Linked DNA regions of Homo sapiens: region 2 is linked to region 1. A link is a contact called in ENCODE Hi-C or POLR2A ChIA-PET data. All regions are on one chromosome and are shown on one strand. The core of a region is the stretch at or near the end of the contact, and the rest is flanking DNA. Distances in the headings are between cores, read along the strand shown.

What was found. A loop is a pair of places that touch in the nucleus more often than their neighbours do. ChIA-PET counts read pairs that join two places held with the same protein, here RNA polymerase II (POLR2A). Pooled maps may share reads with other maps.
Region 2: a pooled map shows a loop between it and region 1 (5-fold over the local background). The contact joins the promoter of SLC31A1 here to the enhancer-like site in region 1. A Hi-C loop is called at or near these places in 3 of 50 pooled maps. POLR2A ChIA-PET finds 5 or more read pairs at or near these places in 2 of 52 experiments (HCT116 and activated T-cell).

Annotation. Positions count from the first base shown.
Region 1 is chr9:109,964,761-109,971,907 of GRCh38, reverse strand. The region is part of intron 6 of PALM2AKAP2 (PALM2 and AKAP2 fusion); the gene reads right to left. Among named protein-coding and RNA genes, the nearest start is that of PALM2AKAP2, 190 kb to the right of the region's middle. RefSeq lists enhancers at 3,691-3,760, 4,151-4,270, 4,281-4,330, 5,011-5,110. Within about 2 kb of position 4,152, at least 9 of the 41 ENCODE cell types and tissues checked have a DNase peak (open chromatin) inside an H3K27ac peak, as active enhancers do.
Region 2 is chr9:113,218,203-113,225,349 of GRCh38, reverse strand. SLC31A1 (solute carrier family 31 member 1) reads right to left here and starts at 3,806. Exons shown (of 5, transcript NM_001859.4): 1 at 3,672-3,806. FKBP15 (FKBP prolyl isomerase family member 15) reads left to right here and starts at 4,073. Exons shown (of 28, transcript NM_015258.2): 1 at 4,073-4,159. The coding sequence starts at 4,107. RefSeq lists enhancers at 2,895-3,084, 3,925-4,034, 4,145-4,274.

The DNA of each region.
Region 1 (7,147 bases), core at 2,903-5,402:
GGAGTTGCAAAGAAGTGTGTCTTGGAGGAATGGCTTGCTCAGGGTAGGAGAAATGGTCCCTGTGGGGGCTGTGTAGTGTGCAGTGGGTCACATGCCTAGAAACACAGGTGGAAATCAGATTTTGGAAGGTCTAAATGCCAGGTCAACAAGATCTGGTTTTACACTCTGCAACAATGTATCTTGGCTGGGCGCGGTGGCTCACGCCTGTAATCCCAGCACTCTGGGAGGCTGAGGCAGTCGGATTGCCTGAGGTAAGGAGTTCGAGATCAGCCTGACCAACATGGTGAAACCCTATCTCTACTGAAAATACAAAAATTAGCCAGGCTTGGTGGCGAACGTCTGTAATCTCAGCTACTTGGGAGGCTGAGACAGGAGAATCGCTTGAAGCCGGGAGTGGGAGGTTGCAGTGAGTCAAGACCGGTCCATTGCACTCCAGCTTGGACACCCTGCACAAAACAGGTTCAGACCTGAGAGGCAATTCAAGTCTTTCTTGAATGTGTGGGGCACTGGAGACAAAAGCTCTGAATGGCCTGGGGCTTGGAAACACTATGAACACAAAGAACACAAAGAGCAAACAGACCCCTTTTCTCTGTAAAAAAAAAAAAAAAAAAAAAAAAAAAAAAAGGGACTAAGAGTGGGATAAACATGGAAGCCTGAAGTTCAGCATTGGATAAGGAGATGGATTCATTCACTGATATTTACTGAGCACTGCTATGTGCCAGGCATGGTTCTAGGCATTTGGGAAACATCAGGAAATAAAGATCCCTAACCTCCTGAAGCTTTCTTTCTAAGGAAACTTTTATTTTATTTTATTTGAGACAGGGTCTTGCTCTGTTGCCCAGGCTGCAGTGTAGTGGTGTGATCGGCCTCCTGGGCTTGAGCAATCCTCCCACCTCATCCACCTGAGTAGCTGGGACTACAGGTGTATGCCACCATGCCCAGATAATTTTTTAAATTTTTTTTGTAGACACAGGGTCTCCCTATGTTGCCCAGGCTGGTCTCAAAACTCCTAGGCTCAAGTAATTCTTCTGCCTTGGCCTCCCAAAGTGCTGGGATTACAGGCATGAGCCCCGGCACCTGGCCAGGAAATTTTTAATATTCACAGGCACTTACTATTTTCCAAGAGCAACTCTATGTGATTATGCACTTATTAACTTCAGTCTTTACAAAAACCCTATGAGATAGTACTACTATCCTAATTGGACAGATGAGTAAACTGAGGCTGTGAGCTATTAACTCATCCTGGGTCAAGGCAGTAAGTGGCAGTGCTGAATGTATCACCAGGCAGCCTGCCCCAGAGGCAGGCTCCATAGTCCTACACTGTAATTCTTTTTGCATTGTAAGTAGTTGTAAGAGGAGGCTGGATTTTAGTTTCTTGGCTCACTAGGTAAAGGCTGTCCTTGTTTCCAGCTTCTACCCTAACCCCTTGAAGATTCTACAGTTCACTAAGCTCCACATTTCTAGAGGTGAAGAAGGACTCACTGCTCCCTCCTGAGTGCTCTAAGGCAGCGCTCCTCAAAGTGAGTGGCCCACCAATCCGTGTCCCTCCACAGTTGGTTACTGATCGGTGACCAAGTGAGTGCAGAAATGGAAAGAATATGTTTAGAACCCTTAATAACAATTTATTGAATCTAATAATAAAAAATCAGTACCTGTATTCTGTGTGTCTTTCAAAAATTTTACTTTTCTCATCATTCACTTTCATTGTACTTTACAAAAGTACTGTTCTGAGATGAACTGGAAGCTTAAAAGAAAAAAAACAAAACCTAATCCTTTACCATAGATAGAGAGGGACATTGTTCTCAGGGAGTTCAAGTTCCCAGGGCTGGATAGACTGCATCCCTGAGAACAGAGGGACCCTAAAGGCAAGGTCTAGGAAACATCTGTGTGGGCACTTCCTGTGTTGCACTCTCCAGTCCATTTCTAGAAGATGAGTGGGTTTTGTGCTCCCTTGCCTGGGCAGAGGCTACTTTTGGTCAATGGGCCTTCAGGTCTTTTGCAAAAGCCAAAAGTTCACTAAAGAGATGAAGCTAGGCATCCTGGTGGGGTTCGGGGAGGGGTGCACTTTCTCCCAGAAGCAGTAGAGGGGAGGGGCTGTAGGCTGCACTTGGGGTGGGGTGGGGTGAGGATGTGGGAGTGCTACACTGTGGTGTAAGCAGGGAAGCTGGATGCTGATTCCAGGCTCCCAGCCTCTGCCAAGGCTCCTGTCTCCAAGCTTGGCTCAGAAGCCACACAGACTTCAGCCCTGAAGGGGCTCTGAAAACCAGGACAATGCACACCCAAGGATAAATCCAGTGAGAACCAGTGATGATGGGCCTTCCCCAAGATGAGCATGTCACCTTTGCATGACCTTGGGTGGGAGAGAGCCCCGTGAACGACTGAGTTTGAACTGCCTGCCAGACCAGCAGCCTTGGGGTACAGAGTCTGATATCACTTGATTTAAAGAAAACAAAGTGGCACTTCTTGCATAAGTGTGTGGACCAAGACTGATACTGCTACCCTTTGTGGGTGATATTCAGGAGACAGAGTGAATGAGAAAGATGCTGGAAGGTTAGGACAGAGCGGGAGACTGTTTCAGGCGAGAGGAGACTCACAGTGGCTGAGTGAGGAAGCACAAGGTGTGGGGAGAGCCACAGGCTGTCTGTCCTATTTGGCCCAGACCAGCAGCTGTGGAGCTGCTGAGCTTTTGCAAACCCTGTTCCTTCTTTCTGGAATACTCTTGGCATGGCTGCCTTCCTCATCTTTCAGATGTCAGCTGAAATGTCCTGTCTTCAGAGGGTCCTTTCTGGGAGTCGTGTGTGTGTGTGTGTGTGTGTGTGCACGCACATTTGTAGAGGTGCAGGAAAAGACTGTCAGATCAGAGGGTCTTGCATTTTACATTCCTGCAGCTGTTCTGTTCAGTTGCTTTCTAGTCAGTTTTTTTCTTAGTCTCTAAATTACCACAGTCTCTCTGTCTGTGTCACACTCCACAGTTTTATAGCCCGGAGAGGAACTGGGTCTGGGGTCACTCCCTGGAATCTGAGGATCATGTTCTGTCACTGGAAGAAATCCTGAGATTCTTCTAATGAAGACAGAGGGCTGACATAGCCAGCCTTTCCAGGGGTCTTAGTGGCAGACTTACTGGGAGTTTTGAAGTGAAATGTAGCTGCCCTGAAAATCGCGCTGAAAATCGCGGCTGGACTCCTTAGGGCTTCCCCCCACAATTCCTGTGCATTGATTTCACATGGAGTCCCCAGAAATTTGGGGGACTGGGAGCTGGGTACAAGTGGTAGATGCTGAAGGCTAACACAAAATCAGGGCCTCTTTCAGAAACCCAGGTTTCCCACCTCCCTTTGTAGGGTGCAATGAAACCCAACAGAGTGGCCAGAGACAGGGACTTTTGTCTTGGGAGAGTACTGTTTCCTGTTGATGATATAGCTAGACGTCTTCGGAGAAAACCTTTCACTGAGAGATCTAGTCGCTTCTGCTCTCAGTTTGGGCTATAAACAGGAAATAGAGAGAGCTGCTTAGAAATGAGATATCATTATAATCAAAATAGCTCTTGTTGATTTTTGCTTTCTCCTGGAATTCCAGTTTCCATTTAGTGGAAGAAGGAGGTTTCCCAGCAGATCCAGGCCTTCCACAGCCTATGGGGTACGCGAGGGCCTCAAGTTGCAAAGCAGGCAGGCCAGACCCCCAGGGCCATGGTGGCCTCTGAGCAAATGCAGGAGTCCCTCTCCCTGGGAGAAGTGCCAGAGAGGACTGTTCTGGGAGAGATTTCCAGAATTCCAGTATCCTTTCTTCTTCAGACCACACAGCCTCAGTCCTAAATCCTTTACCATTCATTCATTCATTCATTTATTCATTCCCTCATCAAACAAACATTGTTTGGGTCACTTTTGTGTGCCAAGCACTGTGGTAGACACCAGAACTATTGCAGAGAAAAAGACCAAGTCCTTGCTTTCAAGAAGCTTATGATCTGGTGTGAGAGATAGATACTCAGATACTCACACACCATCCTGCCTGTTGGAGAATAACTTCAAGTGGTCTTCATGGTACCCCAAACCCACAAATTTAAACACAACAAAGTCAACTTTCCCTGGTTGACTCATCCACCACTTTCTGTTCCTCCCAGAGCTTCCTTAAGCAGGCCATTGTGGTGGTTTTGAGACATGTCTAAAAATTCTTTGACACTTCTCCCTTCAAGACATGGAGTCTCAGCCAAGTGCGGTGGCTCACGCCTGTAACCCCAACACTTTGGGAGGCCAAGGCGGGCAGATCACCTGAATTCAGGAGTTTGAGACCAGCGTGGCCAATATGGTGAAATCCCATCTCCACTAAAAATACAAAAATTAGCTGGGTGTGGTGGCGCCTGCCTGTAGTCACAGCTACTCGGGAGTCTGAGGCACAAGAATCACTTGAACCCAGCAAGTGGAGGTTGCAGTGAGCCAAGATCGTGCCACTGCACTCTAGCCTGGGCAACAGAATGAAACTCTGTCTCAAAAAAAAAAAAAAAAGACACGGAGTCTCACTGCGCTACCCTTGCATATGGGCTGGCCTTAGTGCCTTGCTTCTAATACATAGAAGGTGGCAGAAGCGATGCTGTGAGACTTGGAGGCTGGGCAAGAAAAGGTAATACATCTTCTGCCTGGTTCTCTGTCTTGAGATACAGCTGCTGAGCTGTGAAGAGCCCCTTGCCACATGGAGATGCCCTGGGGAGATGTTCTCGCTGACAGCCCCAGCTGAGGTCCCAACAGCCAGCCAGCATCTACCACCGGACACGAGGGGGAGGAAGCCTTCAGGATGACTCTTGACTCTTGCCCCAGCTACATCTAACCACCAGCTTGTGACAGATCCCAAGAACTACATAGCTGAACTGCAAGAGATAATAATAACAACAACAGCATAGAACATAAATCATTTTCGTTTTAGCTTCTAGGTTTGGATGATTTGTTATGTGGCAAAAGACAACCAGAACAATCCTAGAAACACCGTGATGGAACTCCGTTCCTTAACAACTTTGCTACTCAAGGAGTGGCCGGCAGACCCGCGGCACCAGACCACCTGGGAGCTTGCTACAAACACAGACCATTGAGTACCGCCTGAGACCTACTGAACCAGAACCTGCATTTTCACAAGACTGCCAAACATTTCACATGCATGTTAAGCTTTAAGAAGCACTGCTTAGCAAGACTGTTTTGAAAGTACATTATTTTAAGGTCATGCTTTAAAATATTCAAACACCAAAAAATAACGTAACAGACACCAACGTACCAACCATCCAGATTTAAAAGATAAAAAATAGCAAGCATATATTCTGTGCTGAATACTATTGTAAGATCTTTACAAATATTGACTCCTTTAACCTTCATGACAGCCTTGTGAGAGAGGCACTACTTTGTCATTCATTGTTATGTGATAGAGGAAGAAACAGGACAGAAAGATTAAGTCATTCACTCAAGGTCACACAAGCTCATAAGCAGCAGTACTGGTATTAGAACATTAGCAGTACTAAATGCAGGGTACCTGGCTCCAGGGTTGAGCTATTCTGCTAAACATTTAACACTTTGCCACCTCTTCCTTGATATCTTAAGTCTATCAAGGCTCTTCTGAAATTAGTCTCCATCTCTCCCTTTTCTTTTGCACAGCCACCATCCTAGTTTAGTCTAGGACTTGTGCAACACTGCCCTGGCTGCCTTGAACCTCTGGTATGGCACCATTCAATCCATTTTCTACGATGCCCCAGATTGATCTTTCTGCCGACACTGATCTTTTCATCCTCCCTGCCCAGATAGTTTTAGTGCCTCTGCTCTGCCTGGCACCTAAACAGGTCAACTTGGACTCCAAGTCCCTTGAAACCCCATCCCAAATCTAGTCTCCAACAAAAAACAAAACAGATCACAACATCATCACCGGGTCCCCATCACCACACACAGGAGCTTCATGGTTTGCTTACACATTTCCTCCTGGCTGGGTTGCCTTTTCCCTTGCCTGGTCCTACAAACTCCATCTCAAATCCCACCTCCTTGGCAAATCCTTCGTTGACTACTTTTAGTTTAAAGTATGAACTCCCACTTCTGAACTCAGTAACACTTAGAAACATCTTAATATCTCTTTTTAGCTCTTTTTTTTCCCCCTGAGTATCTTCAATGGCCAGGTACTGCACGAGGCATTTATTTTTTTATTGTGGTAAAACATACATAATACCATTTACCACTTTAAGTTTACAGTTCGATAGCATTAAGTACATTCACACTGTTGTGCAACCATCACCGCCAGCCATTTCCAGAACTTTTTCATCATCCCAAACTGAAATTCTGTACCCATTAAACAATAACTCTCCTTTCTTCTCTCCCCCAGGTCCTCTGGTAACCTTTCTGTCACTACGAATTTGACTAGTCTAGATATCTCATGTAAGTGGAATAATACAATATTTGTCCTTTTCTCTCTGGCTTGTTTAACTTAGCACTATGTTTCATGGTCCATCCATGTTGTGACATATATCAAAATTTCATTCCTTTTATGGCTGAATAATATTCCATTGTAGGGATATATCACATTTTGTTTATCCATTCATCTGTGGATGGACACTTGGGGTTTTTTCCGTCTTTTGGCTATTGGAAATAATGCTGCTGTGAGCATTGGTATACAAATATCTGTTCGAGTCCTTGCTCTCAATTCTTTTGTGCATGAGGCATTTTAAACTTTATTCTCCATACAAATCTATCGTAGGGATTATTAGTCCCACTTCATAGGAAAAAGAGGTTCAGAGAAGTTAAGTGACTTTTCCAGGGCCATGTGTCTAGGGCTTATAAATACTGTTTTCCTGAGGATTCTGCTTTTACTAATAAACATTTTATTTTCTAGAAGAGATGAGTATCTAACTTAATAAGGATTCCATAATTCAAGGTTCTATGTGTTATCTCTGTCAATGTTGATGGTAATGACAATGGCAAGAAACAGATGAAAGATGACACATCCTTGTGTCCAGCAAAGGTGAGGAGGGAGACATTTTCTTCCCTTCCAGCATGAATCTAGATTCTAAGTGTCTGGATGAGCTAATTAGGTCCTGAACATATCCTTGACTTGAAAATCTGTAACTGTAACACCCAAGGGAAGCTCCATGGCCTGAGAGTTATTTGCCATTTTTTGATTTAGGGTCAAGGAA
Region 2 (7,147 bases), core at 2,557-5,056, 3.3 Mb before region 1:
TTGTCACCTTGACCTTCAAGGTATTTGACAAATATGGTCCTGGATTCCTTTTCAATTTTAATCCATTACTTTCTTCTGTGAACTGTTGCCTTATACTCTTAGCAAACTATCCCACAGAACTCTCTTATCCAATTTAACTGACATCACACCATTAGGCTATTCTCCAATGTGATGGGAACAACACTTCTGGTTCCCCCTCTGTGAAGTGTGCTTATCAATGGTGACAGTGTGTTTATTCACAAACCTATTTATGCCAGTTGTGCTTATTACTGAAAGTACGTAAATACTATGTAAAGCAATGAAGTATAAATGAGAAGAGAAAAATGACAGCAGCAATTAACACTGAGTACTTACTACCTGCCAGGCACTGTTCTAAATGCTTTACATGAATTAACTCCTATAATATTCACAAGAAACCTAGAAATGGATACTACCATTATGCCTGTTTTACAAAGGCAAAAACTGAGTAACTTGTCTATGGCCTATACAACTAATAAGTGGCAAAGCAATTTGGCTCCAGAGCTCAAGTACTTAACTACTGTACTACATAGACTCTCTAGTAGTTATTTCTAAAACACCACACTGAATGCTTTCGAAAGACCAGATAAAAGTGAGCACACAAGGCCGGGTGCGTTGGCCCACGCCTCTAATCCTAGCACTTTGGGAGGCCAAGGCGGGTGGATCACCTGAGGTCGGGAGTTCCAGACCAGCCTGACCAACATGGAGAAACCCCGTCTCTACTAAAAATACAAAATTAGCCGGGCATGGTGGCACATGCCTGTAATCCCAGCTACTCGGGAGGGTGAGGCTGGAGAATCGCTTGAACCCGGGAGGTGGAGGTTGTGGTGAGCCGAGATTGTGCCATTGCATTCAAGCCTGGGCAACAAGAGCGAAACTCTGTCTCAAAAAAAAAAAAAAAAGTGAGCATACAGATAACACATAAACTTGCTGTTAGGTGTGGGAGACAACAGAAAAGTCTGGAAGGACATTTCATAAACACCTAGAAAGATTCTGCAGTGAGACTGCTTTGCAAGTGACTTTAAGTATTCATTCCATGTTAAAAATACCATAGATAACGTAGGCCAGGGGCTAGCAAGCTCTTTCTATAAAGGGCCAAAAGTAAACATTTTAGATGTTGCAGGCCATGTGGTTTCTGTTGCAATCACAAATATTCAATTCTGCCTTGGAGGGTAAGAGGAGTCATAGACAATACATAAACAAATGAGAAAGGCTGTGTTCTAATAAAGCTTTACTTATAAAAACAGGCAACAGGGTCCTACACTCCAAGAAAAGGCTGAGGCCTTATGTTAAAAGAATGGCAAAAGAATGTTTATGTGTTCGTTAAAATGTTATGCATATAACTATTATCTGTATGATTCCCTGCTTTAACTTACTTCTTCAGTTAACCAACTAATGGCCCTAAGTCTGCTTTCAGTGACTGAGTGAACGGAATGTTATAGATCCCCTAGAACCTGCATTTAATTCATATTCCTATCATTATGCCTGATATAACTTGGTTATAACTTTAAACTACTAATTTTAAAATGCATGCATCATTACAGATTAGTATGGGTATACTCGTATATAAAGACTGTCATCTCTGTTGCAAAATTGCTGATAATTTGAAAATAATTATTAAAATTGCTGCTTCCCTGAGGGAGTAAGGGGAGTGGAGGGTGGAGAAAAAAAATTGCTGCTTCCTGGCCAATCTTCTGGGGGTTGACAATATATTTTATGAGTATTCTAAAAGTTGTATACTTAAGCAAAACAAATAAACAAAAATGCTTACTTTAAACTTGAGATCAAGGTTGTGCCTTACTTACCTTTGTATCCCCAGCAGTTACTCAGTAGAAGTCCAGGTCTAATCCACTCATTTTACAGTGCTTAGGGAGCCTGGCCCAAACTCAGAGTGAGTTATAAGGGCTGGGACAGGAATTCAGATTTCCTGATTCCTAGTCCAGTATTACCAATCTGAAGATACACGAATTTAGGAAGACAGTGGCTTTCTTTTTTTTTTTTTTTAGGTGCACCCAGTCCTGCAGTTCAAAGCCTGGCAAGACTCACCATCATCTTCCTCCTCCTCATACTGCTAATGAGAATCAGCAGCTGTGTTTCTACAGTGATAATCTGCGTATGCATGTTCGTGATGTTCCAATCACCAAAAAGGCTATTGATTTTAGGATTCCTGAGTACCTACAAAAGCTACTTAAACATCCAGGATAAAATCAGCTCCACCCAAGAATACAAGATAAGAGTTCAAATATTCCCTTGGCCATTTTTTTTTTTTAAAGAAAAGGCTGGAAGGACATGTCATAAACACCTAGAAAGATTCTGCAGTGAGACTGCTTTGCAAGTGACTTTAAGTATTCATTCCATGTTAAAAATACCATAGATAATGTAAGCCAGGGGCTAGCAAGCTCTTTCTGTTAAACATTTAGATGTTTCAGTGCTGCAATCACAGTGACCGGTGTTGGGGAGAGGGATTAGAAAGTGCCATGGTACTTAATCCAGTTACTCCCCCAACACCTCCAAGAGGTAGCCAAGTTCACACACTAAACAGAGCTACTGCAACAGTTCTAGTGCTAGTCCTTAGATTCTAGTTCCAGTTCCGGTTCTAGTGCTTAGATTCCAGTTGCATCATTCCAACTGTGAGCCTTCGCTGCTTTAACATCTTTGCCAGGAGGTGCAAAGTTCTCTGGGAGGGAGCTACCAATCATTTCATTTCAATTTCATACTGACAGATTGAAACATTCACGTAAGGGACACCTGTAGTACCAACCTGACTGTGAGGGGAAGCCCAAGAACTCCAGTGAGTCTGTGGACGCTACGCTGGGACACTATCTCCTTAGCCACACCTTGTCTAAGCCAGGACTACCCCAGGATTGTTTCGAGAATGATACCAGGTTAACCAAAGAAATACTTATGTAAGATACAGATAGGGTGGAAACTGGAGGCAGAGGAGTCCGCCACAATTGATGTTGATTTAGGGCTGTCGCAGGAAGACCCAGGGAAACCCACGCCAAAGTTGGGGTGGGGATGTGTCTGCCTCCAAAGTATCCTCCTTTCCATCACCCACCGCCAGAATATCTTAGCTCTTCTGCACCTCATCCGCGTAGAATACAGGTGGACTCTAGAAAGGGGACTTTCCTCGAGGTGTATGCTACAGTCTTTCAATAGTCACTCTGTAAGGGCACACAGTGCTTAAGGGCTGATAAGGTTCTTGTTCACCCACTAGCTCACTATGTCCTGAATCAAAGGACGAGGAATCCAGTCTCAGTCTGCCCTTTACTCTTTGTGACCTCGGACTAGTCACCCGGGTGCTTAGTTCCTTCGTCTCCCTATCTGTAAATTCTGAGATTACGAGGAGGCCGGGATTGAAATCCATGGCCTCTGAGCTCTAAAATCTTCTGGACCAGCAGGCACATGGAAGAACTGGACAAATGGCCGGTTGCATACACGGGGAAACTGAGGCACCGAGCACCCCGGCCCAAGGTCACTCTGGCTATGCCACTGCAGGGGCCGGGCCGAAGCCCCAGTCTTTAACCCTCCAGTCCCGAGCTCTTTCTCCTTCCGCGGAGCTGAGGAAAGCGGCGAGGAAGGTCCTTGTCCCGCTGGGAAAAGGACGGTACCCATGCACAGGGGTGCGAAAGAGGGGCCGAGAGAAGCCTTACCTTTCCAGGTCAAGTCCAGCCACTAGCACCTCTCTCTCCGAATCTTAACCCGTCACCCCCTCACGACTCTTCGAACGGCCCCTCCACTTCTACCCGGCTCGACGTGTCCACCACCGCCACCGAGGCCGAGGATTTCCCGCCCCCTCCCGCCCCCTAGCATTACCGACCAATCCCTGCAAGGGGCTGTGAAGCTCCGCCCCGCTGCGGGCTGGAGAGGCCTGACGTCACTCGGCGCTCGTGCCCGCGCGAGCCTCTCATTTGCCTTTGCCCCACCTTCTCCAGAGCCCAGTCTACTTTCGGTCCAGAGACCGTGCTGGAGTTCGCCCTGCCGGAAAGCAGCACGCCGCCGCGGCATTTTACGACGTCGGCGGTGACAGGCCCTGGGACTCTGGGAATACCCAGCTTCCTCCCCGCAACCCGGTGAAAGCCAACGCAATGTTCGGTGCGGGGGACGAGGACGACACCGATTTCCTCTCGCCGAGCGGCGGGTGAGTGACTGAGAAGTATGCGCTGGAGGGCGTGGCTGAGAGATACCGGCGGATTGTTGGAGGGGGGTCGATCTCTTCTCAGGCCTTTTCCCAACTTCCGGGGGGAGACCCTTGCCACATTCCGGTGCTCTACACCTCTCAGAATCTGGGCAGAACTTGCAACTGTGCTGACCCTGCCGATCTGAGGTTCGGGACCCGGCATCTCTCTTGGCGGGAAGATAGCCCTGGGTTTGCCTTTTGCATTCTGGGTCACAATTTCTCCGGTGAAATGGGAATGATTGCTGATGAGACTTCCTGCCTCAGAATTTTTATAGGAGTCAGCTGGGGCTGATGTGAGACTTCTTTTCTCCATGGAGAAGGCGAAGACACTTTAGAACCAGGCCTTGGTGGGTCAGCTCTAGCATTCTTCAAGGCCCAGCTCGGATGTCACGTTTTGGATGCTTTTCCTTCTGCAACCTCAGGCAGAATGAATTGCTTTCTCTTCCTTATTCCTGCAGCTAGGTGTGTTTGCCTCTATTCTTATACCCCGCACCTATTAGATTATGAGTCCTCACCGGACAGGGACTGCTTATGGTGTTCATTTCTGTCTAGCATGCAGCATGGTACCTAGCACATAGTGAGTGCTCAGGAAGTGGCTGTTGAATGAATAATAGCTGCGAAATTGCACTTTGTAAAGCTTAAAGCTTAAAACCAACGTAACAGACTTCTGTCATTCTCCAGTTTCCCCAAGCATTATATTAATATATACCAGCCTGGAATAGAAATCTTTAAAGAGAGGAAGGGTTTTGTCTCTTTTAGTAGTCAGTTTAGCCTTTTCCATTGTGTTGTGCCAGTGGACAGCTTGACTTCCTCCAAACTTGTGAGCTACCAAGCTCTGATCATTGCAGAGCTTTTCTTTGAACATATGCTTAACAAATTTTGTGCGTGCTGAAGAATGTACTGGAAAAATGACAAATGCACCACATATGCCCCTTATTCTGCTAAATGCTAAGAGGTTACAAAAATGATTAAACTGCTGTGCCTGCCCTTAAGTTGCTTCCAGATCTGTTGGGCCATGTGGTTTCTATTGCAACCACAAATACTCAGTTCTGCCTTGTAGGGTGAGAGTAGTCATAGACAATACATAAACAAATGAGTTAATAGATGAATGACCATAAAATGACACTGGCCTTCTTTTGTCCTTAAGTAGGAATTTTTGATTTACACTGACTAGCTCTATATTACCTACCTTTTAGTCTTTTTCACTCTCACCACTCTGTTCCCTTCCTACCCCGTCTTTAGATGGCCTGCATTCACTTAGTTCCACTTTGAGTTCTTTCCGTTTCTCAGTTATTTTACAGTTAAGCTGTGCTTTTGTTCCTTTTTTCCCTATTCCACTTTAAATTCGCATTCTTCACTATGTGAAAGTATTTGGGAGAAGTCTGTAATGTTAGGGCTCCCAATTTTCATGCAACAATCAGTCCAAGCTGACTGAAAATTATGGGATAGGTAATGACAGCCATGTGCTCTTTTCCAGATTCCTGGCCAGAGATAAATTCTTGGTGGCTCAACTATTCTTTTTTCCTGAGCAGGCTTCTCAAGGATCTGAGACACTTGAATTCTAGGCATGTGACTGTGCTCCTAGACATAGACAACAGCTAATTTGATGGTAAAAGACATACTGAGGAAAGTTATAGTTTATTTTTGTTCCCCACAGTTATCAGGAAAACCAAATCAAATTTAACACTGAGAATACAGAAAGTTTCACCACAATTCTCTGATTTAGCTATTCCTTTTTTGGTTTTCTCTAAGGAAGTAGAACATATGACAGTGAATACTGCAGCTACTTTTCACTTCCTCTTTTATAGCCATATATTACTGTAAGTATACTTGCTTAAGTTCCAAGTCTCTTGATTTAAACACATGATTTGCTTGATTTCATGAAGGATATTCAAGCCTAATAGAAGTAGGAGTATCTGATAATCTGCCTTCTGAGTTTCTAGGCCTCTTAGAGTTTACTATTAATCTAGAAGTAGTAATCAGGAGCCTTGTTTTTGTTTGTTAGTTTGTTTTAGCCCATTCCTCACCGTTGTGGGAAGTAATAGTAATGAACTAATAGTACTTGGCTTCAGCTAATCCAGATAGGAATAAGGCACAGTTTCTGCCCCTAAGAAACTTTTATTTTAGTAGTAGAATAAAATCAATCCAGGAATAATAATCACAAAGCATTTTTAAGGGGCCAATTATGTATATATTTGTTTTAGATTATAAAGGTATGTGTAGGCAGATCCGATTAGCATAGTAATGATAAATCACCAGTCTAAAGATGGTAGAAAGATAAATTAACCGATCATCAGAAAGCATTTTGAGTTCTGTAAAAGATAGGAAAAAGCCTAGATTCAAATGTTGATTCTATCCCCAGTTAGGAATGTGACTTTGGACAGATTATCTTCCATCCTTGTCCCTCCATACCCCAACCTATTCAATAATGAGGTTTGACCTAGATAAACTTTGAGACCTTTGCCAGTTCTGTAGTTTTAATGTTAATGCTAATACCAGTTTATGGTTGCAGGTCAACTTCCGTGTCAATCAAGCATGCTTTCACCCTTGCAGGGGTATCTGAGTTGAACCACATTTTGAGATAATAGGATGTGTTCACAAGTATATAAATACGTACTCTGTGCTTACTTAATGCCATACACTGTTCTAAGAAATACATAGACATTATTGTATTTATTCCTCCCTTCTACTCTATGAAATAATTTTACCTACTATGCCCATTTTACAAATGAGAAATGTATATATATATATATATATATATATATATATATATAATTGTATTTACTCCTCTCTATGAGGTACTATTAATTATTATATCCGTTTTACAAATGGGAAAGGCTCAGAGAGGTAAATTGCCCAAGATCATGCAGCTAGAAAGTAATAGAGCCTGGATCTGAAATCAGGTAGGCAGATTCTACCAGACCTGCCTATGTGCTATTGTTGTTATTA